Regions from separate parts of the Homo sapiens genome. Here region 1 is linked to region 2. A link is a loop called in an ENCODE intact Hi-C map of the cell type or tissue named here. Cell type or tissue: PC-3. All regions are shown on one strand. Each heading gives the region's core, and the rest is flanking DNA. Links, peaks and the distances in the headings are about the cores only. Region 1 overlaps CAMK2D (calcium/calmodulin dependent protein kinase II delta). Region 2 overlaps ANK2 (ankyrin 2).

Region 1 (17,150 bases), core at 4,280-12,279, 170 kb after region 2:
CCTAGTAGCTGGGAGTATTGGCGTACAGTACCATGCTGGGTTAATTTTTAAATTTTTATTTCTAGTAGAGATGGGGTTTCCTTATGTTGCCCAGGCTCGTCTCGGACTCTAGGCACAAGTGATCCTCCCACCTGACCTCCCAAAGTATGGGATTACAGGGGTGATCCACCATGCTTAGCCTTGGAATAATTTTTGATGGACCACATATCCTACATTCATGTCAAACATGTATATTACAATTGACTTGAAAGAAAGTATCACACCCTACACTTCCTGGCAATGTCCACAAGACTTACATCTTATTATTGTGTTTAAGTTTATTTTATTTTTAAAATGAAATCAACAGAAGGTTCAAATGCTCATATTGGTTTTCTTTCTTAATCCTAGAAATATGATTCAATAAAGGGGTGCACAATTTTAAATATTTGGAAAAAACCAATGAGCTTTCTTTGGAGAAATTTATTTATTCAGTAAAGAATTGCTGAACACTTACTATGTGGCAGATATTCTTCAAAACAAGCAATTATACAATAATCAATACTAGAATAGATGAACAGGAAAGGTTTAAGAGAGGAAGAAAATTTGAGCTGGGCTTTGAAGAATGAGTAAGAGTTTTCCAGGTGTGTGGGAGGTGGTGGGCAGGGGGAGGACAGCAAGTGCAATGGTCTGCTGCTGTGAAAATGCAGAGTATGCTTGGGGAATGATGACTGGTTGCTTGATATGGAAAGCAGGGTCACTGTGTTATGTGTGTAAGGCCCCTGGAAATGCAGAGAAGAAAATATTTCCTTTGGGCCTATGGTGATCAGGGTAGGCTTCTCAGAGAAGGTGACAAGACCTGGATTTGAAGAATGAATGGGAGTTCACAAGGTAGATCAAATGGAGTACAAATCAAAGGATTTTGGACTGTTTATTAATTTGCCCCAAAGGGTAATACAGTGGATGGGGCCACATCTAATTTCATAGAGAAATTCCCCATTTGGGTGGAGGGGGAGCAAAATTTTTTAAATGTTCAACAGAAATACAAATTTCAAAAGTCTAACTCACTGTAGTTCCTCAAAGTGCAGTACTGTTTATAGAACGTGGAACCGGTGTTATTTAAAGAATACCTTTAAAAAGTAGAAATCACAGTGGATATCCTTTGTGCCTTAAAGATGATGGGGGCAAGGATTACAGTAACCTTCACTTCAGATTGCCTGCTGGGCAGGCATTTTTAAGCTTAAAATCAAATATATATAGTCTCTTTCTAAGAAGCAAAATGGGAAGAACAGCGTTCCTATGGTAACAAGAATTTATTCTGCCAGGGGCTATTACTTCCTCTATAAATATGGTTTTTGGTTGTCATTATCAGTGAACCAAAATTTCTTACTGCCTTACATCAGTACTAACATAATCTGGGAATCACTGTGCCATGATGGATCTTCTTACCCAGCCATGAAAAAGAGTCAGTATATTTGGAAATGTGTGTGTGTGTGTGTGTGTGTGTGTGTCTGTCTGTCTGTCTGTCTGTCTGTCTGTCTGTCTGTCTGTCTGTCTATCTATCTATCTATCTATCTATCTATCTAATCATCCATCTACCCCATAAAAGGCTTTGTATTAATGAAAGATCCACAAAGCTGCCATTTGACATGTGGGTGTGTGTGATCTGAACAGGTGTTCTAAGGACCAGCTGACAGGGATCCACCAGTACATTCTACCATCCCAAAAGCTCTCGAATGGAAGCCCTGTTGGATTAGCTCTGGCTGGAAAGTACAAAATCAGGCCAGATTATAAGTCTCCATAGGCAAAGATATTAGTGAACTGGTATGATCCCAAGGTTTAGCATTATTTAAAATACCCTATTTTAAACTGAGAATATAGGAAACATACACTTTTGCCTGGCTACAATTGCTCCCTATATAACAGTAGTATCTGTTTATAAATTTAGAAAGAATATAAAAGAAGCAGGAAAAAAATTCATACACAATTTTACCTCTCAGAGGCAACTTCTTTTTAACAATAACAAACACAACTTTTTATCATTCCACAAGGAAATGCTATTGCAAAAAAAAAAGATTTTTTAAAAAAGAGAATAATCTTATTCTTTGGATAATCATATGTATCTAACAAGGATATAACAGCAACAAGAATTTTTAAAAAGCAGGTTCTATGGCACAGCTATAAACAATTGTTTAATAGGGAACGGTTGTCTCTGAAAACAGACTTCTTCTTAACTCCAATTTTTACTATTTCTTTTATTCCAAGTATGTCTTATTAGGTCATGATAAAGAATGGATACACTCATACATAAGTATATGCATGTGTTTATACATATATGCACACATATTTAAGTTATAAGAAGAAGCTCCTGATATAGTTTGTCTTACATTTAGCTAATCTCGTCCATATTTTATATTTTGTGTTTATTTATAACTAATGATAAAAGTAATACTTGCTTATGTAAAATTTGGGAAGAATAAAAAAGCAGGAAAAAAATTCACACATAATTTTACCTCTCAGAGGCAACTTCTTTTTTTCTTTTTAAAATCTAATTTGGCATGTTTCATTCCACTTTTAATACTTTTTATTTATTTATTTGTTTATTTTTTGAGAAAGAGTTTCACTCTTGTTGCCCAGGCTGGAGTGCAATGGTGCGATCTCAGCTCACCGCAACCTCTGCCTCCTGGGTTCAAGTGATTCTCCTGCCTCAGCCTCCCAAGTAGCTGGGATTACAGGCATGGACCACCACACCTGGCTAATTTTGTACTTTTAGTAGAGATGGGGTTTCTCCATGCTGGTCAGGCTGGTCTTGAACTTCCAACCTCAGGTGATCTGCCTGCCTTGGCCTCCCAAAGCGCTAGGATTACAGGCGTGAGACATCGCACCTGGCACTTTTAATACCTTTTACTTTTTTAGTTGTAATAATTATGTACATAGTCTTTTAAGTCCTGCTTAATTTTCAGTAAAAACATCATAAATATTTTTCCAGGTCGCTAGAAACTCAACATAACCATTGTACCAAAGATGATTTAATGGGAATGGTACTGTTGGGCATATACATTGTTTCCAATTTTTCACTATTATGAATTTTGCTTCAGTATATATCTTTGTTCACAAATTTTTGTTCATGTTTTACATAAAAAATTTATACTTGTTAAATTCTTATAAGTAGAATTATAGTATTACAGTAAAGTGAGACTTTATAAAAGCTTTCAGGTATATAATAACAGATTATACAACAAAATATATTACTAATCCCCCCATATCTGCCACCACCACCACCCTGAAAGTTTGCACCCAATTGTGTTTTATTCCATGGTGGAGGAAAGTCACCATTGTCCTGCAGTATCTGCACCTTGCTGGCTATCAGCAGAATTTACATCTCTGCTGACTTTATAGGGAGAAGAGGCTCTTGCATTCAAGTTTGTGTATACTTAATTAGTAAACATGAATATGCCTTTACTAGTTTACTTGTCATTTATATTTCCTCCTCTGATAATAGTCAGTTCATGTTCTTTACCTATTTTTCTACTTTTCAATCATATTCACGCAATATAAAAAATTAAATTTTGATATATGTTTTGCAAATGTTTTTCTAAGTTTGTCTCTTTTATTCTTGGTTTTTTAATTAAAGTATACACGTTTTATCTATTTAGGTATAATCATATTATGTTCTCATTTATGATTATATCTTCAGCTTTTGGATCTTTCTAGCCAGAGATCAGATTCAATCTCCGTTTTGCATTTTAAGTCTTTCACTGGGGTGGAACTCATTAGTTGCATGGTGTAAGGAGAAGGCCCTATTTAAATTGAATGCTTTATTTTAACTTCAGCAAAGTAATTTCCTTCATAGTTCCTATGATCCAGGAGTTTATAAACTTTAAATAAGCATTAAAACCCATTCTTCAAGTAAAGTTTTCCTTAAGATACAAACATATAAAAGAGATGCAGATAAAGTTGAGCTGTACTGGCTGAAGAGAGAAGGCTGCCTCATGTCACCTCCTAATCTCTTTCTCTGCCCCAGAACCTCTGCAGAACTGCAAGGGAAAACATTTCTTAAGCTGAAATGCACATTTTATGTACTTTCATATTTTTTTGTGTGTTTGCTCACATGAATTGCTCTGCCTGGACTGACCTTTTCTCATCTGGACTTCTGTATGTGTGATGTGGGAGTGGTTATACATCTGTATATTTACAAAGAAATCTCCAATCGTTGGATCAGAAGTCAAGCCTTCTCTCTGTGAAATCTTTTTTCTTTTCTTTTTTGAGACAGGGTCTCACTCTGTCACCCAGGCTGGAGTGCAGTGATGTGACCATGGCTCCATGCAGCCTCGACCTCCTGGGCTTAGGTGATCCTCCTGCCTCAGCCTCCCAAGTATGTGGGACTACAGGTGTGCACCACTATGCCTGACTAATTTTTAAACTTTTTGTAGAAACGGGGTCTTGTTTTGTCACCCAGGTTGGTCTTGAACTCTTGGCCTCAAGCAGTCTTCCCACCTTGGCCTTCCAAAGTGCAAGGATTACAGGTGTGAGCCACTGTGCCTGGCCTCTGAAATCTTTTCTCTGAAATTTTCTCTGAAATTTTTCTCTCCTAGGGGCACTTAGTCATTTATGAAATAAAACTATTGTTAACATATCAAACCTTGAATTAAATATATGTGAATTCAGACATGTTGAATAATGCATTCATATAAAAAATATATTTACCATATGCATGAAAGCAAAGTAAACGTCCGCTACTCACGTGTAGGCTTCAAAGTCCCCATTGTTGATAGCTTCGATCAGTTGTTCAGTGACTTTGATAATCTCTTGCTTTCGTGCTAAAGGCAAAAATATGGAGTTGGGTAAGAATAAAAGACAAAAGTCATATTAAATATTCTTTTTCATTTTTAATTTTTGAGATAGGGTCTCACTCTGTCACCCATGCTGGAGTACAGTAGCGCAATCACAGCTCCCTACAGCCTTGACCTCCTGGGCTCAAGTGATCCTCCCACCTCTGCCTCCCAAAGTGCTGGGATTACAGGTGTGATCTGTGCCCTGCCAGAATCTGCATTTTAACATGACTCTCAGGTGACCTCTGAGTACATTCATGTTTGGAAAGCACTGCTATTTTCCATTTGTTTGAAAACAACAGTCACCTGAAAGGTCGGTCAAGGCTATGTTTTTTAAAATTAGTTTTTACTAAGGCTGGGCAAAGTGGCTCATGCCTGTAATCCCAGCACTTTGGGAGGCCGAGGTGGGCGGATCACCTGAGGTCAGGAGTTCAAGACCAGCCTGACCCACACGGAGAAACTTCATCTCTACTGAAAAAAAAATACAAAATTAGCCGGGCTTGGTGGCGCATGCCTATAATCCCAGCTACTTGGGAAGGCTGTGGCAAGAGAATTGCTTGAACCTGGGAGGTGGAGGTTGCAGTGAGCCGAGATCACGCCACTGCACTCCAGCCTGGGCAACAAGAGCAAAACTCCGTCTCAAAAATAAATAAATAAATAAATAAATAAATATAAAATAAAATAAAATAAAATTAGTTTTTACTACCTTAACTTGATTGGATTAGTAAACATATTTCTCTTCATAGTTAACAAGTGTTATTAAAAACAATCTTAAAAAGTATCATTCTAATAATATGTCTATCTTCAGAGTAAAGATGATATCTTGCATTGAGATATTGAACTTTATATAATTATTTGCATTTTCTCACTTTTCTGCTTGACAAACTCTACAAAAGGATGCCGACACTGTGACTGGCCTTTGTTTTTAGACAAATGGCCTTTAGTAAACTCTACAAATTGAAGAAGTGACATATGAATCAATACTGTAGATGTAGGCAGATAATAAGATGAAAGCCTCCAGGTATAGCTGTCAAACCCAACACCAATCATGATTTGTTTCTATTCCTAGCCCATAATTGGTGAAATTATTAATAGTGGTTTGGCTCAAATCCTATCTATTCAGTGAATTTGTTTCTACTGACATCTGCCTCAAGTGTTCTTTCTCTTTTTTGAAAGCCTGCAGCATCTGTATCACTCGGCAATTATGCATATGCTATCTCTTGATACCTTCTTTAGTTTAAAACACATTATTACTTGTTTTAAATTGTTATTAAACTTTCTGTACTGTGTAATGTGTCTTCCTTGTTAACTTAAAAGCTTCCCGAGGGCAAAGAACATTTTATTTTCTTGTATAGCCTAAAAAGCTTTGTTCAGTGTCTTTTATGGAATAGATGCTCAATGTTTGTGAATTTAATCAATTGAGACTAATAAACTTTTCTTGATTTCAGAACACTGTTCTCTTATTTATAAAATTACTGCATGAAATATTTTAGAAATCAAATTTTACTGGATTTTAAGAATATTGCGATATTCCCTTAAAATCACTGAACATAGACTGGGAATCACAAAATGTTACTTCCCATCTTATCTTACTGAGGTAGTGAGGCTATTGATCACGAAGAAAGCTGACCTCAGGTTTTATTCTTTATTGACTAAAGAAACCAGTTTGCATTTTTTATGAATCTGATCTTCATCAAGCAGATTTTAACCACAAGCTTAAATGCTTACTTTCACTCTGAAACTTCAGGTTACCTAGGTGATGACATTATTTAAAAATAAATTTTCTATAAACCACATTTTACTTCATCGAGACTATATGAGACTATATCATAACAAATACAAGTAATAAACTATCCTATAAAATGTGATTAAGTTAGTCCATAATATGGTTGCTAACAATGTCAAGGTCTATAATATTAAAAAATCACTATATGGGTTAGAATTCATATTTAGTTACATAATTACTTTTCATTTATATAAAGTAATATAACACAGCTCCTACAGAAGTCCAAAACATTTCTTGCCCTTGCTCATTTGATTGATGAATATCAATAATACATTCAACAGCAAAACATAGTGACAGAAGTGGTATCAGGGCATGATTTTGTAATAAGGATCCTGCCAGTGACACATTTTAGCTTAATTCAGTTAGGCAATAGGTGATTCATCTGTCTGTGCCCTCAACAGTATGAACATTTGGCAAAAGCTAATGACAGCTGACCCGATTCTGGAATATAAGGGATACGGGTGAGGAGGATCTCAGAAAATGAGATTATAAAAATGTGGCCACCAAAACTTCTCTCTCACATGAAATCCTCATTTCAAACTAACAGATTTTTTTTTTTGGTCTGATATACAGCTGATAGGAAAAACTACAGTTTAGAAAACATGGCCAATTTGAAATGAGCATAAGATCAACGTCCTTCGTGGAGCTTCATTAGGGTAGGCTTCAGTTTATAGAGTGTGAAGAGTTTAGGATCACTTCCTAAAGTTTCTGAAAGTCTCTGCACTGCCTCACAAGCATAATATGGAATTAGAATCATCGGGTGTATATGGCCATCTTTTACTTTCTGAACCACTGTGGAAATACGCATTCACTCTTAAGTATTTTGCATGCCACAACTGGCTTAAGGGTTGTCCTGCATAAACAAAGCAACACAAATTGCCTTCTCTCACTTCTTATGCTTAGAAACGATGGTGCTTTTGCTGGCAGGACAACAAATGGGAATTAGCCAGGATGCTTCTGTGCTGTATCACCATAAAAACAATGTGACTCGTTTGGCTTAGGAGGGGCCTGGAACTCAGGAATCTTTAGAGTGCTTATTTCACTGGGGCAAAGGAGCTTGAGTGAGTCACAGGCGGCACATGACAGCTGACTCTTTAAAGGAAAGCAGAAGGCTGGAAATGAATCATTTGTATATAGTAGTCAGCTTGTTGTTGGAACTGTTGCCACAAGCCCAGCATCTGACCTAGAGGAAGAGCGAGGGTTTGGTGTTAGCTAGCTCTACTCTCAATCAGCAGTGAGGTTGAGGAACAGTTACTGTGTCAGTGGCTTGGACAGACAAGTTGTGTGGGGAGGGGGTCCATTCTCATCTGGCCTTCCCTCTTCCTGAACACCAAGTAATAAATAACCACTCCAAAAGTCAAAGTGGAGAGCTTGTGATGTGTCCCTAATTATACCACGATGAATGCAGAATGTACCAGTAAGGTGTTCCCTGAATACCAGAAGCTTCTTCCACTCCAGAGCTAGCCATTTAATCGCAGGAAGCTGTTTACCTACTAGGTTTATTTCTAGAACTGAAGTGCTCAAGCCTATACTCATAGGACACAAAGTACTTTCTGGCGATTTCTAGATTCTTAGGAAAAGGAAAAAGAGAAAACCAAGTGGGAGAGATGTTCCAGGTTCTGAGTGGAATTACTTTCCATGCAATTATGCACAAAGAATTGGGAACATTTTCCCTTTCAAATTCATATATTTTTGGCTCTTGTTCTAAGAGGCCTGGAAGAGTAAGATAAGGGTGTGAATGATCCCAGTGTTTGAAAACAAAATAAAACCCAAGAACTGAGAGTAACTACATAATAAAACAACTTACAGATTTCAACATTTCCTCAAACATTAGATTTGGTTACTATAACAATACTCAGGAATGCAGTGATTATTTCTTGGTTTAACAGATAAATAAAGGGATTATGCGCATTGCCCAAAGGTATGGAGTTTGCTGATCACTCCTTCCCACCTTCTTGTCTTGGAACACTCTCCTTTTACTTAACTCTCTTGCTTTTCTACATGTTCTCATTCTCATTTGCCATGTTATCCTTCTCTACCTGGATATTAAATGCTTCAATTCCTTCTAAAGACTCAATTTGAGTCCCTCTCCTTATCTCATGCTGCATCCCTAAAGTCCTGTGTACACCAGTGTTTTAAATAGTCATCTATATTCCAATGACTCCCAAATTGTTAACCTCCTTTCTAGACTCTTCCTTCAGATCTATGTGTCAAGGCTATTTTTGAGCCTCCATTTGGGTATCTCAAATGGACCTCAAACCCAACATATACTGAACTGAGCTTAAGAACTTCCACCACTACAAGCCTGCTTGCTCTTCCATGGATCCCCATTTTGGTGAATGGCAAGATCATCTCTCAGTTGCATAAGCCAGAAAGAAACCTGAGGATCATATTTGACTCCCTAAATCCAGCACCTCAAGCCAATCCATTAAGTTCTGTTGAATTTGCCTTCCTCTTCTTTTTGACTTTTTTTCCTCTTCACCCCCACTCTCTCTGGGTATAAGCACCCATCATTTCTTGTCCAGGCTCTGTAACAGCCCTCTGATTTAGTGTTTCTGCAACCAATTTTGCTCTTCACTATTCTGTTCTCTACAATGCAACCACCTCTCTCTCTCTCTTTCTTTTTTTTAAATGCCTATCTCTTCAGATAACCTTCTATTTGAACTCTTCTAAAACCTTCTCACTGCTCTCAGGATAGGTACCTGAAGAGAGACTACAAAACCTTGCGTAATCTGGACTCTGCCCATCTCATTAGACTCATTCAGACTCTTTGACTTTATCTTCTCCAATCCACTCTTGCTCCTTTGTTTTACCAATTCAAAATGGACATTCTGCCTCCTATTACCAGCCCTTTATATGTACTGTCTTCTCTTCTTGGAAAACTGCACCCCCCCCATTTTGCTCCTACTTCTTTTATCAGATCTCAATTCAACTATTATTTCTTCAAAAATGCCTTCCCTGGGCCAGGCGCGGTGGCTCATGCCTGTAATCTCAGCACTTGGAGAGGCCGAGGCGGGTGGATCACGAGGTCAAGAGACCATCCTGGCCAACATGGTGAAACCCCGTCTCTGCTAAAAGTACAAACCTTAGCTAGGTGTGGTGGCACGCACATGTAGTCCCAGCTACTCGGGAGACTGAGGCAGGAGAATCACTTGAACCCGGTAGGTGGAGGTTGCAGTGAGCTGAGATTGCACCATTGCACTCCAGCCTGGTGACAGAGCGAGACTTTGTCTCAAAAAAAAGAAAAAAAAAAAAAAGTCTTCCCTGAGCCTCATGTTAGGTCAGGTCCCCGCGATGTTATGAATTCATACATAGCTGGCACCTGATTTTTAAAAGCACTTAGTACACTTGTATTTACATATTTATTTGCATGTAACCGATTAATCAGTTTTCTCTATTACTCTAGAAGGGTGGTACTGCACCATTGCATCTCTAGCAGATAACACAGTGCATGGCATATAGGAAATGTTTAATAAGTATTTGAATGAATAGTAGGTCCAGAACAAACTCAATTGGTTTCGATTCCCAATCCAATGACCTTTTTAAAATATATGATGGTACATTATTTGGTGATAACCAGACAGCCTTTAAGAAATATAAAATTGACAAATGGAAATAATTTAAGTATAAAGTAGTATGTCTTATCGTTTATTGACAATGACAGAAAACACTTTTTGACTTGTCTAAAACTGATCATCGAACTCCTTTGTTTTCCTGACTTACTCATTTTTGCTAATGAAACCACAATTTTGCCAGTCTCCCAGCTCAAAACCTGGGGTTTCTTCTGGATTCAATTCTTTCTTTGTTTCCATATCCAATCCTCCATGGATCATTCTTTTTCCTTAGCACTTCTGATGATGTTTCCCAGGATACATCCTTAGCCTCTTAATTATTTCATTTGGTTACTCTTGGCAATCTCATTCACTCCTCTGGCTCTGACCGCATGCTGAAGACTGCCAATTCTCTATCTCGGAGACCTTAAATCTTTCTAGGCTCCATGCTCATATTTCTAACTGCATTCTAAACATCTGAATTTGTCCTGGCATTTCAGACCCAGGGTGCCCAAAATGAACCTCAGTATTTTTCTCACAAAGTCTGATGCCTCTCTGGAATTTCTCATCTTGGATAGTGGCATCATAATCTACTCAGCTGCCCAAACTGGAAGCCTTGCTATCTCCTTTCTTTTTATTCCTCATAGATCTTTAGCCATTCTACATTCTTCCAACTCTTTCTCAGAGCCATTTCTTCCTCTCTAGGCTCACTGCCACTACTCTGATTCAGGCTCTCGGAAGTTCCTGACCCTTCCTGCTCCCAGGTCTCCCACACCGGCCTCTCTCACTCCTCACTGTTGCAGAATCATCACTCTATAGAACAGAGCTGCCATTGTCCCCCACCCCTTTAAGGTTTCTAGTCCCCCTCCTCTCATGGTCTAGAAGCTGAAGCCCAAAGTTCTCTGTTTTAAAGATCTTCTTACTTTTCCTGCTTTATCTCTTGACACTTTTTGTCCTCTAGGGCTTTTATATATTCTCCAGCCACACCAAGGGGCTCACCTTTCCTCAGCTAGTCCTGGCTCTTTGATAACTGTACTTTTCCTGCCATTTTTCCTTCTGCCAGAAGCTCTCCCTCTTCTGCCTGAAAATCTTTTTCAATACCTTGCTCAAGTGTCACTTTGTCTGTATTGCTCTTCCTGCGTGCTTCAGACCCAGCTACTTTACGTTACTTTGATCTTACTGCATTATCACGGGATGTTCATATATCTAACTAGAACTTGACCAGTTTATAGTCTGAACACCTAGTACTGAGTCAACGTCCATAAATGCATGCATGTATGAATAAATATCAGTATATGGTTAGACAATATATATAAAATACTGTGTACATTTTAAATCACTAGATAAATGCAAGTATGTAGACAATTATCATGTATGATAGCAGTTTGGATGTGGCGGTGCTGAGAAGGCACCTTGGATACTTCAGAGTCTGCATCAGGACCAAAGTTTATGAGGCTGCAGTATTTCAGATGCCGGAATAGCAGCAGATTTAATCTTAAAAGTTTAGTAAGATAAACCAGATACTTCTAGTCAATGTTTACATTTAATATTTCTTTTCAAGAGGGTTGAGTGCAAAGAAATTCTAGTATTTGAGCTTGAGCTTTTCAGTTGTTTAGATTTTGGATTAATCAGTTCATTGAAGTGAAACTACTTGATGATAAGCCCTATTGAGAGGTCTAGCTGACTACAATGAAACTTGGACCACAAAATAAACTGAATTTATACCTGCAAATGTGTCTTCACTGGGATGTTTGCAGAGTGTCATATGTTGAAATCTTTTAGTGAATTGTGCCTAAAAAGCACTTATTCAATGATCAAAAGCTGTGCAATTAAAATTGTTATATAGCAACAATTTTTGTATCATCTTAAGTTAGCAATTCTATTTATTTACTTTCTTAATATGTCTAGTTCTATTTAATTTAAATCCTTCTTTCTACATTTCTTACAGGTTATTGGGTACTTGGCTGTCAGAGACTTGAAGGACAAGGAGGTTAAGTGACTTGCTCAAGTCATCTAGCAAATTCAGAGGCTGTGCCAGGGTTAGAGCTTTATTTGGCTAAGGTTCCCCTCTGCTGTTCAATTCACTGATCTATGTTCCTTTCCAGCCCACAGTGCTTTACTTCAATATTTTGAAATCATAAACTTAAATGAACCACCTAAATGCCTTTGAACTTACTCTGGCAAGGTGACTGACTACTTAATTACTAGGCTAAGGGTGTAATTAATTATTACATCAATTTCACACAACTGGGTGCCCCGTGGTTTTATTGTCTTTTTCCATGCTGCCATTAACAAAATTAACCCTTGGGAATAGTTACTATTTTAGGCAACTATACAAATTATGCTCTTGGTAGTTTTACAGAAAAAGGTGCCTATCAATTCAGTTATATTTGGCATTCTCTGTGCAATTAGCGGCTTGTTTCTCTGTGACTTTATTTTTACTTCACTAGACTGATGTAGCAGTTAATGTTGGGGAGAGGAATTTTCATAATTTTGGCTTTTAAAATCAAACTTATCACAGATTCTAAAGTTGAGTGATTTAATATTTTATTCAAATATAAGACATGGCAATTACTAAATTTCTATTCACGAATGTTTACTGTAAACCTCTTTTATCCAGAAGTCACCTGTTGAATAACATCAACTTTTCACCCTTTAATTACTAGAGGCTTTCAGGATTAAAAAAAATAAATAAATTATTCAAACCATCTTTGAACTTTGCTATATAATGCAGAGTAGTTTCATAGTACAAAATGATAGTTAACTGGGGAAGAAGTAATATCAGTCTTAGCCCTGTTAAATTGCTATAGCCTAATAATAAATAATTAACAAATCTTTAAGATCAGAAAGATCTAGCATTGGGATCATTTAGAATAAGTACAAATAGGTTTATGTTTTTTTTAGTTTGCAAGGATATCACGGGTTACAGTAAAATATGGTCATGTTATTCCTAAAATTACCTTTGACCGGAAATGGAAATAAAATATTTACTATTAAATTAAAGGAGGTATAAAGTATTTATAAAGATTTTCATTAAAAAATGACTTAAATAAATGTTTTAGAGTCTAAAGAAACTATGATTACACAGAACATTTGCTTATGTGAAAGAATTCACTCTAGCCACATTAAAGTAATTGGGTAACTATTCTGCCACCCCCAGCTGACTTGCAGAAGCTAGAAATAGCACAGCATTGTGAATACCATTGAGTATTTCAAGTATTAAGATGTTCCATGAATCACATAGGTGTGGTACCATTTCCAGTTAAGAGTTGATGACATGGAAGAAAAAGATTTTAAGAAACTGGTCAAAGACTCACATCCTCTGCTCAGATTTAAGATTATAAAGTCTCTTGGCATTCAAGTTTACACATTTGCATGATCAGAGATGTTCTAAGCATTCTCTAAGGGTATCTCTTCTCTCCACTGTGTAACCAAGGTGATGGCCACAGTTATTTTCTTGAAAGAAAAAAATTCAGACGTGGAAAAGAGACAATGAGACCAATTAGTCATAAAGTTTTAAAATATTTGGAAAGTCCTTTTTGGCCTTTTTTTTTTTTTTTTTTTTTTTTTTTGGTCATGAAAGCAATCCAGCTGCCCCTGGGTGCTGTAATGATTTCAACTAACTCTGCTAATCAATTTTATATTAGTCAAAACGGAGCATATATCTTTCAGGTCAAGAGTTTATTTATTTATTTATTTGTTTATTTTTTGAGAAGAAGTTTTGCTCTTGTCCCCCAGGCTGGAGTGCAAAGGTGTGATCTCGGCTCACTGCAACCTCCACCTCCCGGGTTCAAGCGATTCTCCTGTCTCAGCCTCCAGAGTAGCTGGGATTACAGGTGCCTGCCACCACACCCAGCTAATTTTTGTATTTTTAGTAGAGACAGGGTTTCACCATGTTGGCCATGCTGGTCTTGAACTCCTGACCTCAGGTGATCTGCCCGCCTCGACCTCCCAAAGTGCTGGGATTACAGGCGTGAGCCACCGTGCCTGGCGGAGAGTTAATTTCAAAGTGTTAATATTCTGTCCTCCCTTCAGTATTAATAGCTAGAAATATAAAAAGTGAGAATGGTTAAAATCCTTTACAGTCATGATAGTAGGTTTTAATTTCTTTCAGTGATTTCAGTTGCTGTTGTTTAGCTTACAATTAATTTAGCTTCTTTTCAATAACTGATTTCATCCCTTTATGAAAAGTATACTATTTGAACTTAGTAAATAATAGAATTTAGTTTATTCCTGGGTAAATTCATTTATAGCCACATTTTCCTGAGTAAATAAACTGGTAAATTTGTGAATGCTTTCTTGGATCAAGAAGGCAGAAAGAGCTGAAGAGCATGTCCTCTCTACCAAATAAGCATCATATCCCTTTGCTGGTTTTGAATAACTAACAAACAAACAAACAAACAAAATTCCATAGTATCAACTGAACTGTTATGTCCTTGAATTTATTTTTTGAGAAAGAACTAGGCTGACTATATTAAGAGTACTCAAAATGTTATTATGCATCCATAATTATTGAACTCCAAGTGATCTTTTTAAAGGTATCTTCCCCCCATCTTCTTGCTAGTGTAGGCTCTCAGTCATATTTCAGTGTTTCTCACACCAATGTTGCCTCAATGAGGTAGAAGCTAAGCAGTTTTACCAACTAACATAGTATGAATATTTCAACTGTAAGAATGTCATTTCACTTCTTTGTGTTGCATACTTCTTATCTTATTTTGACTCAAGAAGTCTCTTCTTCTGGAAGAGACTGTCCAGATAACAAAGCAGATCTTTTACTACACAGGAATATGCAGCAGCATCTCCGATCATTGTACTTTCATGTTTTCTAGCTTATTCTTATCTTCAGCAGCTGCAAAAATAGTAGCTTGTGCTTTCATTACAAAGTCCATCACTATCCAGTCCATAGCTCCCTGAATCAATAAAAGATAATCTGCAAGGGCAGATTATCTTCAGTGAAGTGGGAAGAAGAAAGGCCAATTTACAAAACATATGGGAAAATCAGTCTCCTCCCATTCATTGTTTAAAACTACTAAAGCATCTGTAGTCAACAGTAAGTGGGGAACTAGTGGAAAAAAGTTTATAATACAAATAAAATAATTAAGGAGAATTTTTCCAATTTGGAAAATTATGAAAAAATGATAGAACCTCTTGATATGTCAGGAGTATGTTGCATTCATCTATGGCATTGTAGATCCAAAGGCCAGGGCTCAACGTAATATGTGTGCCTATATGCCCAACTTTGATGATTACTGTAGCTTTCTCAGATGTCAGACCATTGGACTGAAAAGGCACAGCATTGTAAATCTGTGTAAATTTACAATGGTCTGTCACAACTTGCAAGACTTATTTAGGTTTGGAGGAAAATTATTTATACTTCCCATTTTTACCACACACACATTCACATAGTGATGCTGAAACTGCATTTGCAAAAATTACGACAACGAGATAAATGTGACATAACTGACTTTATCTTGCTTTTAACCTCACAAGCTAACTGCCCTTGCTCATTCCTGGGTGTAAACCAAGCCAACTATGGGAGAAATTTACTTTACGGTTTAACTTTAAAGCAAGGATGATTACAGGCCTTTCCCAAAATTATGCCCCCTCCTTGTTCAGGACTGAAACTACCTTCATAAAACTAATAAAAGGCCACAAGGTTAGAATTATGGTAGAGTCTTGAATTTGCTAAGATCTATGAATAGTTAAGCAATAACCAGCTATTGTTCCCTAGTTTGCTTACTGATCAGGAGTCATGTACCTGGAGGTCACAAGATATATAACTTCTTCAATTACCCCTAATAGATAACATTACTAATGTAAAACCTAAGATTGGTCTTTGAGATATTTTTCAGACTTTTGCATTCTGGTGAACCAACTGATGCCACCCTTTGTATGTGACTCATACAAAGGAACTGACTCAACCGGTCCTGCAACCCCCACCCAGAAACTAACTCAGCACATGAAGACAGTTCTGACACACCTATGATTTCATTCCCAACCAATCAGCAGCACCCTTTCCCTAGCCCCCTGCCTGCCAAATTATCCTTAACAACCCAAGCCTCCAAGTTCTCAGAGAGGCAGATTTCAGAAACATGTCCTGTCTTCCTGCTTGGATGCCCTGCAATAACTAAACTGTTTCTCTACTGCAACATCACTGTCTCAGTGTATTGGCCTTATCTGTACAGCAGATGAGAAGAATCCATTGGGCTGTACCCATGTGAATGCCTATAACTCTTCCAATGTCGTCATGCATTTGAAAGCAATGATAAGACTCGTAGGCCCAAGAGCCATTTCCGTGCTTAGTTACTACATTGGTTAAAGCTTACTTTGGGAAGTTAAAAATATCCTATCATACCAGAAATTACTAAATGATTCACAGTAACACATGCTTTTTAATAAAGGATACCTCACATTGGTACTGTATAATCAGTTTAGCTCTGGGATATTTGCCTCTAAATTCAGCTTAGATAATTAATTTAAAAATTCTTGTTGAAATATTGGGGCCCAGTTGGCCAGGTGCAGTGGCCCATGCCTGTAATCCCAGCACTTTGGGAGGCTGAGGTGAATGGATCACTTGAGGTCAGGAGTTCGAGACCAGCCTGGCCACCATGGTAAAGCCCTATCTCTACTAAAAATACAAAAATTAGCCAGGTGTGGTGGTGGGTGCCTGTAGTCCCAGCTACTCGGGAGGCTGAGGCAGGAGAATTGCTTGAACGTGGGTGGTGGAGGTTGAAGTGAGCCGAGATTGTGCCACTGCACTCCAGCCTGGGCAACAGAGTGAGACTCTGTCTCAAAAAAAAAAAAAAAAGAATATTGGGGCCCAGTTTTACAGGTCCAGTAAAGGTGTTCTTAGTTTAACCAATGCAACTGCAGTAAAAATTAAATTTATGAGCCATATATTTCAGAACCAACAACATATTATGTATTCTCATTTATTCCAACATGTATTATAAATGTAAATTACCATAAATTATGAATTTATTTCAAAATTTAATGTATAGTAGA
Region 2 (8,000 bases), core at 1-8,000:
GGATTATCTGATTTGACCGCAGAGTCCCTGTAATAGCCAAAGGCTTCTTGGAGTCCCTGTAATTGATTTATATTTTCAGGTTTCCTGGGGTCATCCCATTGTAGGGATTTATAAGGAGATGTAAGACTTCCAACATGACAGAGTTGAGGATGTGCCACACTTAGAGACACTTAGGTAACCCTGATACATGTGGGCATGTTCCTATGGGCAGACAGAGTGCAGTGAATTTATAAAGAAATCATGTAGCACCCACATCTATAGTAGACAGAACAAGCAAATATGTATGTTGCTCACAGGGCAGCAGTGACATTGGATGAAAGGGGTATGTACACTTAAAAGCTTAGAGTATGAAAGGGCCACTCAGAACTTAGAGCCCAGGACAACTGGGTCTGAAACATATAGATAAAATTTTATGAGAAGTGAAGCAGGTGGATTTTAATAAATAATAGCCATTGTCTGGTAGCCATTGGCTGTCATAGTCTTCTGCACAGGATCTGAACCTCGCCCGATTGTGGAGAAATTACTTAACTTTCTTATTTTCAGTTTCATCACGTCTGAAATGGGGAGAAAAGCTGTTCTTGGAAAGGAATATAAGATTTAGATTTACTTTCAATGATTTAGAATCCCTAAAGCTAAGCCAAAGGTTAATTATTAGGAGAGTCATGATGAACAAGCAGTGGTTTATATGACCCTCTGCAACCTTCAGTTAAAAACAATTTTAACTCTTGTTTCCCAGGGAAGAAATCACAGATAATGCTGTTTTCTTATTTTAAATCTCTCTTCTCAGCTCAGATGTGAGCAGAAGTCGACTGCACCCACCCCCTTCACCTTCTTAAGGGAGCCCTCCTTTTTAATGCTAACTGGTTAAAATGTAATAATAGTTATCATTTGGAGTCTGTTAATCTTGTTTCATCAGCTGGTCTCTTCTCTTTGCTTAGCAGACCATAAGGTGTGAGGGAGTGTTTGCTGCTGAGAAATGGGTTGCTGATCATCTTGGGCTCCAAATAAAGCATCTGTGATGGTTTTGTTGTAAATAAGACTATTCAAAATGAAGGCTAACCTAATTTTCCTCTCCCTCTGCCAATCGGGTGCTGGGCCCGCCACCACTGTCCTCCACAGAACGGCTACACGCCTTTGCACCAGGCCGCTCAGCAGGGTCACACGCACATCATCAACGTCCTGCTCCAGCATGGGGCCAAGCCCAACGCCACCACTGCGGTAAGGCAGACGCCACTGCCCCTCACCACGCTTTCTTCTTTTTCCTCTCTTGCCCTGGTGGCTTCTTGTCTGAGCTGAGTGAGGTCAGATTCCTCCTCTTTAAATAAGCCCCCTGGACTCTGGAAAGCCCCAGATTTTTGGGCAGGCTTTCCAGAAGTCAGTGTGACTTCCCCAGAAGTGCTTGCCCTGGGAGGGAAAGCAGTCAGCCTGACTCTTTGGCTCTCTCTGGAGACGGGGGCCCTCCGCTTGGGCTGCTGGAACGTGCTCTGCTTACAGCTGGCTCTCAGATGTGAGCACAAATTGACCCCCCCTCGCCTTCTTAAGGGAGCACAGTAAGGGAGCTGCTAGCTTAAACAAAGCTCATTGAGTTGTGGAGCCATTGAAATGTAAACTAAGCGGTGCAATTAAACGAACTGGGATCCCGAGTGGCCTGGGTTGGATGCAGCCCGAATTGCTTGCCTGTGTTATTTTGCTGCACAGTGAGCTTCTGCACAGCTGTAGCTAAATATGTTACCGTGTTCCCGATGGTAACATCTTACCTGCAGCAGATGGCCTGACTTCTGATGAGGGATAAGTGTACCTGGTACTTGCTAACAGGTTTTGGAGACGTCATGAGGCACTTTCTTAAGTGCAATACAGTATTTGTAGAAGATATTTGACAACCTTAGGGTTAAAGCGTCAAGTGCTTCTTATTAAAAAGAGCAAGCAGATGCAAGCTTGTTGTGTTACCATGGTGACCTGGCCTATAGTCTGAAGAAGTTACAAAGACAGATTTAGACGTAATGGTAAAAACTAGTGATTTTCCTAAGCTGTGCCTTGTTTTGGAAGGAAATGCTGGCTGATGCAGAGCAGCGGGTGAGCTCATTGGCTCACATCGCAGTCCTCTCTCTTATTTCTCACTCTCTCTCTTTCACTCTCTCTTCAGAATGGCAACACTGCCTTGGCGATTGCTAAGCGTCTGGGCTACATCTCCGTGGTCGACACCCTGAAGGTTGTGACTGAGGAGGTCACCACCACCACCACAGTGAGTATGAGTGACTGACTAGCTTCAGCCCTGTTATTCTTCGTTTTCAAACTAAATACATGTACAGTACTTTTTCACTCACAAGATGTTTGGAGCTTTTAGTTTTGAACTTCTTTTTGTTGAAAGTATTGTAGCACATACATAGGCGTATGCAGAAGTAAATGGATTCACACAAGGAATACAGGGCTTCGGCTTCCTTTACTCAGCATCTATCCCTATAAAAATGTGTGAATATAGTTTTATAATATTTAATTCCTTTTTCTGTGACTGGCTTCTTATTTTCTGGCTTCTGTGCCCTTTCCTTTAGTTGTGTGTGACACCTACCGCTGGCAAAGCGGTAACACACTCCACTGCAAACTTACCTTAGCCAGGAGGTCAGGCCAGCCTCTGGAAAGACCCTGCTCCTCCCAACACTGTGCTCATGACTGGATCAAATGGACTCCCAGTGAGAGCAATTCATCCTTACTTTGCATCTTATTTCTGATTATTATTTTTTAATTCAAAAAGAGAATTCCTTGTGCTTTCTAGGTAAATTGTTTCTGTGTTGTGAAAAAGTATATTTTAAAATTTCTTATTTTCTCTGTTTTGAATACAACTGCTGACTCTTCATGACAAATCAGTGATTATCACTGGCCTTTGCTAGAGAAACTCTAGAAGAGTAAAGACCATGACAATATTGAGTCCTAATGCTCCTGTACCATTCAGTGGGAGCAAAGTTTAAAGGAGCCTCCTGAGAGGGGGCTCCTACCTGAAAGTGGAAGTGCTATTATATTTGCATTTATTCACTCACTAACTTTCTACTTTAAGCATGGATTAAAGAATGGCTCTTTAATTTAGCTTCGTAAAGTAGAAAAGTAGAACAGTACGACATGAGAAGCTCTTCAAAGACAATAAAACCACAAATGAACAAATAAAGAATTCTGAAGGAGGTTCTAGTAAATGCTCCAAACTAAAAATGCATATAGAGTTTGAAATGCTTGGTGTTTTTGACAGATGTGAGGAAAAAGAAAGGAATTTTGTTCTTCAGGCTGACAGTAAGTTCCTGTTGACATATATTGAAGTGATGGAATACAGTTGGTTTAACGTGCAGTTTTAAGCAGAGTGGCCTATGATTTATTAATGAGCTGCAAGACACAAACTGAATTTAGATGGGAAAGAATAGCACTGCTTGTTTTCTGAAGCAGAATCTTAAAACCTTCAGCCAGTTCACCACAATATTTTTAAAGATTTAAGGTATAGCTTTGATAAATTATATAGGAGAAAAACAGGTCTTGTCACTGCCTAGCACCATACTTGTAGGTCACTATATTTAATGGCTTTTTCTTATTTTATGATTTCTTATACCAGGAAAATCTTCATATTAAGGGCCTACACATATATGCCACTTCATTTGATATCTTTAAAACAAGGTGTACATCACAATACGTGAAGCCTTTAGTGGCAAGATTGGCCAAGCACACCTGTTCTGCCATTAGAAGTCATGTTTTCTCTCAACTTTTTACCTTTTCCCTGCTCTGGGAATAATGTATGTTTATTTTACCAAGTTATCACTAGATGGCAAGCTTGTATCTCTTGCTATCTTGTACCTACTTTGCTTCCATTCATTTCATTAACTGATTTATTCCTTCATTATTTATTGGATATAAAATATGTGCTAAGTTCTGTGCTAAGTGCTGAAGAATTATCAGTGGTGAAAACATTACTCCTCCCCACCAGCAACTTCAGTGTCATGAGAGTAGAGAATGAGACTCAGGCTTGGTAAGAAAATACATTCATATTTTACTCAACAAAACTATGGAACTTATATGTCTGGTTTCAAAGAGATCTCAGGTTTGTAGATATTACTCAGGTGAATGACTTCAAACAAAGATCTATATTTAAAAAGAAGAGCAAATAAGCATTCTCTGGTTTGTCTCTAAATACTGTAATTGCTGTCTCAGTGTCCTTGTCAGAAATCAGATACAAGATCATCTCTCTACCACATCTATCTCTGGAAAAGATGGGATGAAAATTCCTTTTAGAACCCCCTCTGTGAGCTTTTTTTCTTTTCTGGTAACTATTATTCTCTACATTCTGTAGCTGAGCATTGCTCCATCAAAAGTCGCTATACTTAGAATTCAAGTTTCTAGGTGAAAAGCCAATAAAAATAGAAAACATAACAGCATTTCTCCTTTCAGTTAGGACACTAAGAAATCATTGTCCACATGAGCTAAACAAGTATCTCTGTTACCTAAATGGATAGTTTTAATGGTTACATGTTTCGATGCTGGTCTCTCTTCACTGTCTGCTGCTCTTTGAACTGGTTTCTCTTATAATTGTGAGCTTAATTGTTTTGTGAAATGGAATTTTGGGGTAAGGATTGGAAGAATAGACTTATTCTCATCTATTCTGGGAGTCTTCTTACAATAAACTTCCTCTCTTTGGAAAGAGATTTTCAATCATTCTTTTCCCACATAATATTTTTTCCACATAATGTATTGTTAATGATATTAAAAACAGTAATATTTAAGTTTAAAAATATGTAAGGCATTGAGGGAAGATCTAAGCTTCAGATTTAGGTTGTCGGGTTTTAAAGCCCATGTTCTTAACCTTTCTGATATAACTGACTTTGGTTTTGCTGAAAATAGCTTAATAGGAATTTTGTGAAGAAACTGTTTTCACCTAATTTTCAACAAAAAGAAAAACCACTTAAATAGTGCTCTTTATTGATTTTTGTGGGAGAGTGATATTCAATATCATTTTCTAAAATCTACAGTCACAAAAATAATTTGAAACTACTGATGATAGCACAATAGACAACTTAATAGTTAAGTAAAATTAATAAAAGTTAATGTTATTACCGCTCAAATGCAACAGTTGCATTACACCTGCACAACTGACATACTAATTTAACATGAATTGGATTTGTATGATGTGCCATATGAGCAACCATGTAGTCCTTTTGATCAAAGAAAGTTTCCTTTCCTATTCTTTCTTTTGAGTTCTTTACCCCAAAGTATGAATAAAGTCGTTGTGTAGAGACCAGAATAAGGCAGTAGTTTGTAAAGGAAAAACCACTTCTGTAGAAACTTCTGAGACATTTTGGAATCGTAGTTTGTTTCCTTAACCTTTGCTTTTCTAACTTTACTTTGTGAGATACAGCAGGGAATATGAGACATTTTAGCATTCTCCTGGGATTACAATCACTACATGTTTGCCAGAATGGATATCAGAATGGTAGAGACACATTTCTGGTGACAGAAGCCAACAAGCCCAATCCACTAATGCAGCTTGGAAGAACTGTGACATATGACTCATCCTTCCGCTAATTGATCAACCATCATCAATTATTTCTATTATTTGTATAATCTTAAAGTGATTGTGTTTTATGTTGCATATAATTGGTATGCAGACCATAAATTACTGAATAAATTAGTAAAATAAAAATATTATCTTATATTATTACTTGAACATTAGGGAATAGTTCAGTAAACTCAGAAAATGTGAATATTCTAAGTCCTAAATCTTACCTGATGCCATAAGTCAGTTAACATGAAAATCAGGGGAGGAGGGGATAGAGGAGTTGTCTAATGGGTACAAAAATACAGTCAGATAGAAGGAGTAAGATCTAGTGTTAGGCAGCACAGCAGGCTAACTATAGTTAACTAAAATGTATATTTCAACATAACTAGAGAAGTGGATTTGGAATGTCCCCAAATCCACTGGGGAGGCATTTTGGCCTCCCAAAATGATAGGATTACAGGCCTGAGCCCCCGCTGTGTATTTTCTTAAAAAGACATACTTAGTGCAGAATCTTTTTAAACTTTTGACATGTTTTTTCAACCTGTTATAATTGTCTCAATTACATCTAATTGGGTATTACTTTCAGTGACTCACCTTTGTTAGGACTTTAAAAAGAAATGATAAATGTTTGAGGTGATGGATATCCCAATTACCCTGATTTGATCATTATACTTATGTTTATATCAAAATATCACTTGTACCCCGTAAGTATGTACAACTGTGTATCCACAACAATTTAAAAATTTTAAAAATAGGAGCCATAAAAATGGCAATACAATAAATACTTGTAAAGTCATTTGACACCTTTTGAGGTAGAGCCAAGATCTTTTCTTTAAATATAGGTCCATCGATTAGAAATTAAATTGCCATTCTTGCACAAACAATATCAATACCTATTATATTATGTATATATATGCTATAATATGTATATTTATATGATATTTGTATGTTCTGTGTACTTTCCTTTTCTTTCTTTTTTTTTGAGACAGGATCTCACGCTGTTGCCCAGGCTGAAGTGTAGTGGTACTATCACGGTTCACTGCAGCTCAGGTGATCCTCCCATCTTAGCTTCCAGAGTAACAGGGACTACTCGGGAGTAGTAGGTGGGCAGGTGCCACCACTCCTGGCTAATTTTTGTATTGTTTTGTAGAGACGGGGTTTTGCCACGTTGTCCAGGCTCGTCTCAAACGATCCACCTGCCTTGGCCTCCCAAAATGCTAGGATTACAGTCCTGAGCCCCTGCTGTGTATTTTCTTAAAAAGACATACTTAGTGCAGAATCTTTTTAGACTTTTGACATGTTTTTTCAACCTGTTATAATTGTCTCAATTACATCTAATTGGGTATTACTTTCAGTGACTCACCTTTGTTAGGACTTCAAAAAACATCTACCCTAGTTTTTCTAGAAAAAAAACAGTATTTACATAATATTTAATTTAGTTATTAAAGTTATATTAATATGTATGATTGGTATAAGTATGTTTAGAAACAAAAACAAGTTTAGCTTGAACTCCACTGATGGAAGCTATGGATGAGGGCCTTAAAAGGTGGCATCATAACCAAGATCACTAAGTATGCTGTGGTGGCTTAGGGATTATGTGATATAAATGCAATTGGTGACCAGGAGGATTGGCTGAGTGAGGGTTGGCTAAGTGAAGATCAGTTAAACACACAGTTTCTTTTGCATAGAACAAATCAGATATTGACTACTATTTGTAAAGCAGAATGTTAAGAACTCCTACTTTATTTTCTACATTTTTCATATCGTGATTAACAATATAAATTCATTATTAAATCTCTCTTCCATCTATTATATACCATTTCTTTTGCCATATTATCCGATTTAATTATATCCCATTAAACTTGTACTTAGTGTCCTACTCATTTTAACTTTTAAAGTAGTTTCTAATCTTGACCATAGTATCTTGGATTCTGTAGCAGAAAGAGATGTCCATGATCATTTCACTATAGCCTTGTTCTCTATGTACGATTCAGAGGTAGTTGCATAAAACCATGTTTATGTTTAAATAATCAAGTTTTCAAAGGACATTTTGTTTAAAAGGAAAATATGTATTCATTTCTTGTTACATTATACATATGTAGGACTACTTATTTTCCATCCATTCAACAAATATTTAATGATGGCCTTCTAAAGGTCAAATACCTTCTCATGTATAAATGATATTATATTTACCACATTGCATATAGAGGCCATTTTTAATATCTATACAGAAAAATATCCATGACCAATATGATCACAGTGTATTACTTTTTCTGTTGCCACATATATTTGCTGATAATTCTGATAGCATTCAGTGACCAAACTGAAGTAAATTATTGTTTCCACTCTTACAAGTACAAAGAAAATATAGTCCCATTATCAGCACCTGAAAATAGAAACTGAGACTATCAGGCAATGAAACTTAATCATTTAAAAAGTATCTCCAGTAATTATTTTCAAACAGAGAATCATCTCC

What was found. A loop is a pair of places that touch in the nucleus more often than their neighbours do. Peaks named below come from ENCODE experiments on the same cell type or tissue, not always from the same donor. Only the 100,000 strongest peaks of a DNase experiment are listed, where the experiment ranks them.
Region 1: a loop joins it to region 2, with 4 times the contacts of the local background. A loop is called at or near these places in 2 of 110 quality-filtered maps.

The regions. Positions count from the first base shown.
Region 1 is chr4:113,460,809-113,477,958 of GRCh38, forward strand. CAMK2D (calcium/calmodulin dependent protein kinase II delta) reads right to left here. Exons shown (of 21, transcript NM_001321571.2): 17 at 4,721-4,796. Among named protein-coding and RNA genes, the nearest start is that of CAMK2D, 290 kb to the right of the region's middle. In PC-3, for the core only: no CTCF peak of the experiment used is centred there; DNase peaks (open chromatin) are centred at 6,983 and 7,643; H3K4me3 peaks cover 588 bases; H3K27ac peaks cover 1,813 bases.
Region 2 is chr4:113,291,297-113,299,296 of GRCh38, forward strand. It overlaps ANK2 (ankyrin 2), which reads left to right. Exons shown (of 46, transcript NM_001148.6): 21 at 1,120-1,218; 22 at 2,144-2,242. Among named protein-coding and RNA genes, the nearest start is that of MIR8082, 140 kb to the left of the region's middle. RefSeq lists enhancers at 16-185, 1,099-1,618, 1,239-1,408, 1,619-2,138. In PC-3, for the core only: a CTCF peak has its summit at 3,832 (motif pointing right); no DNase peak of the experiment used is centred there.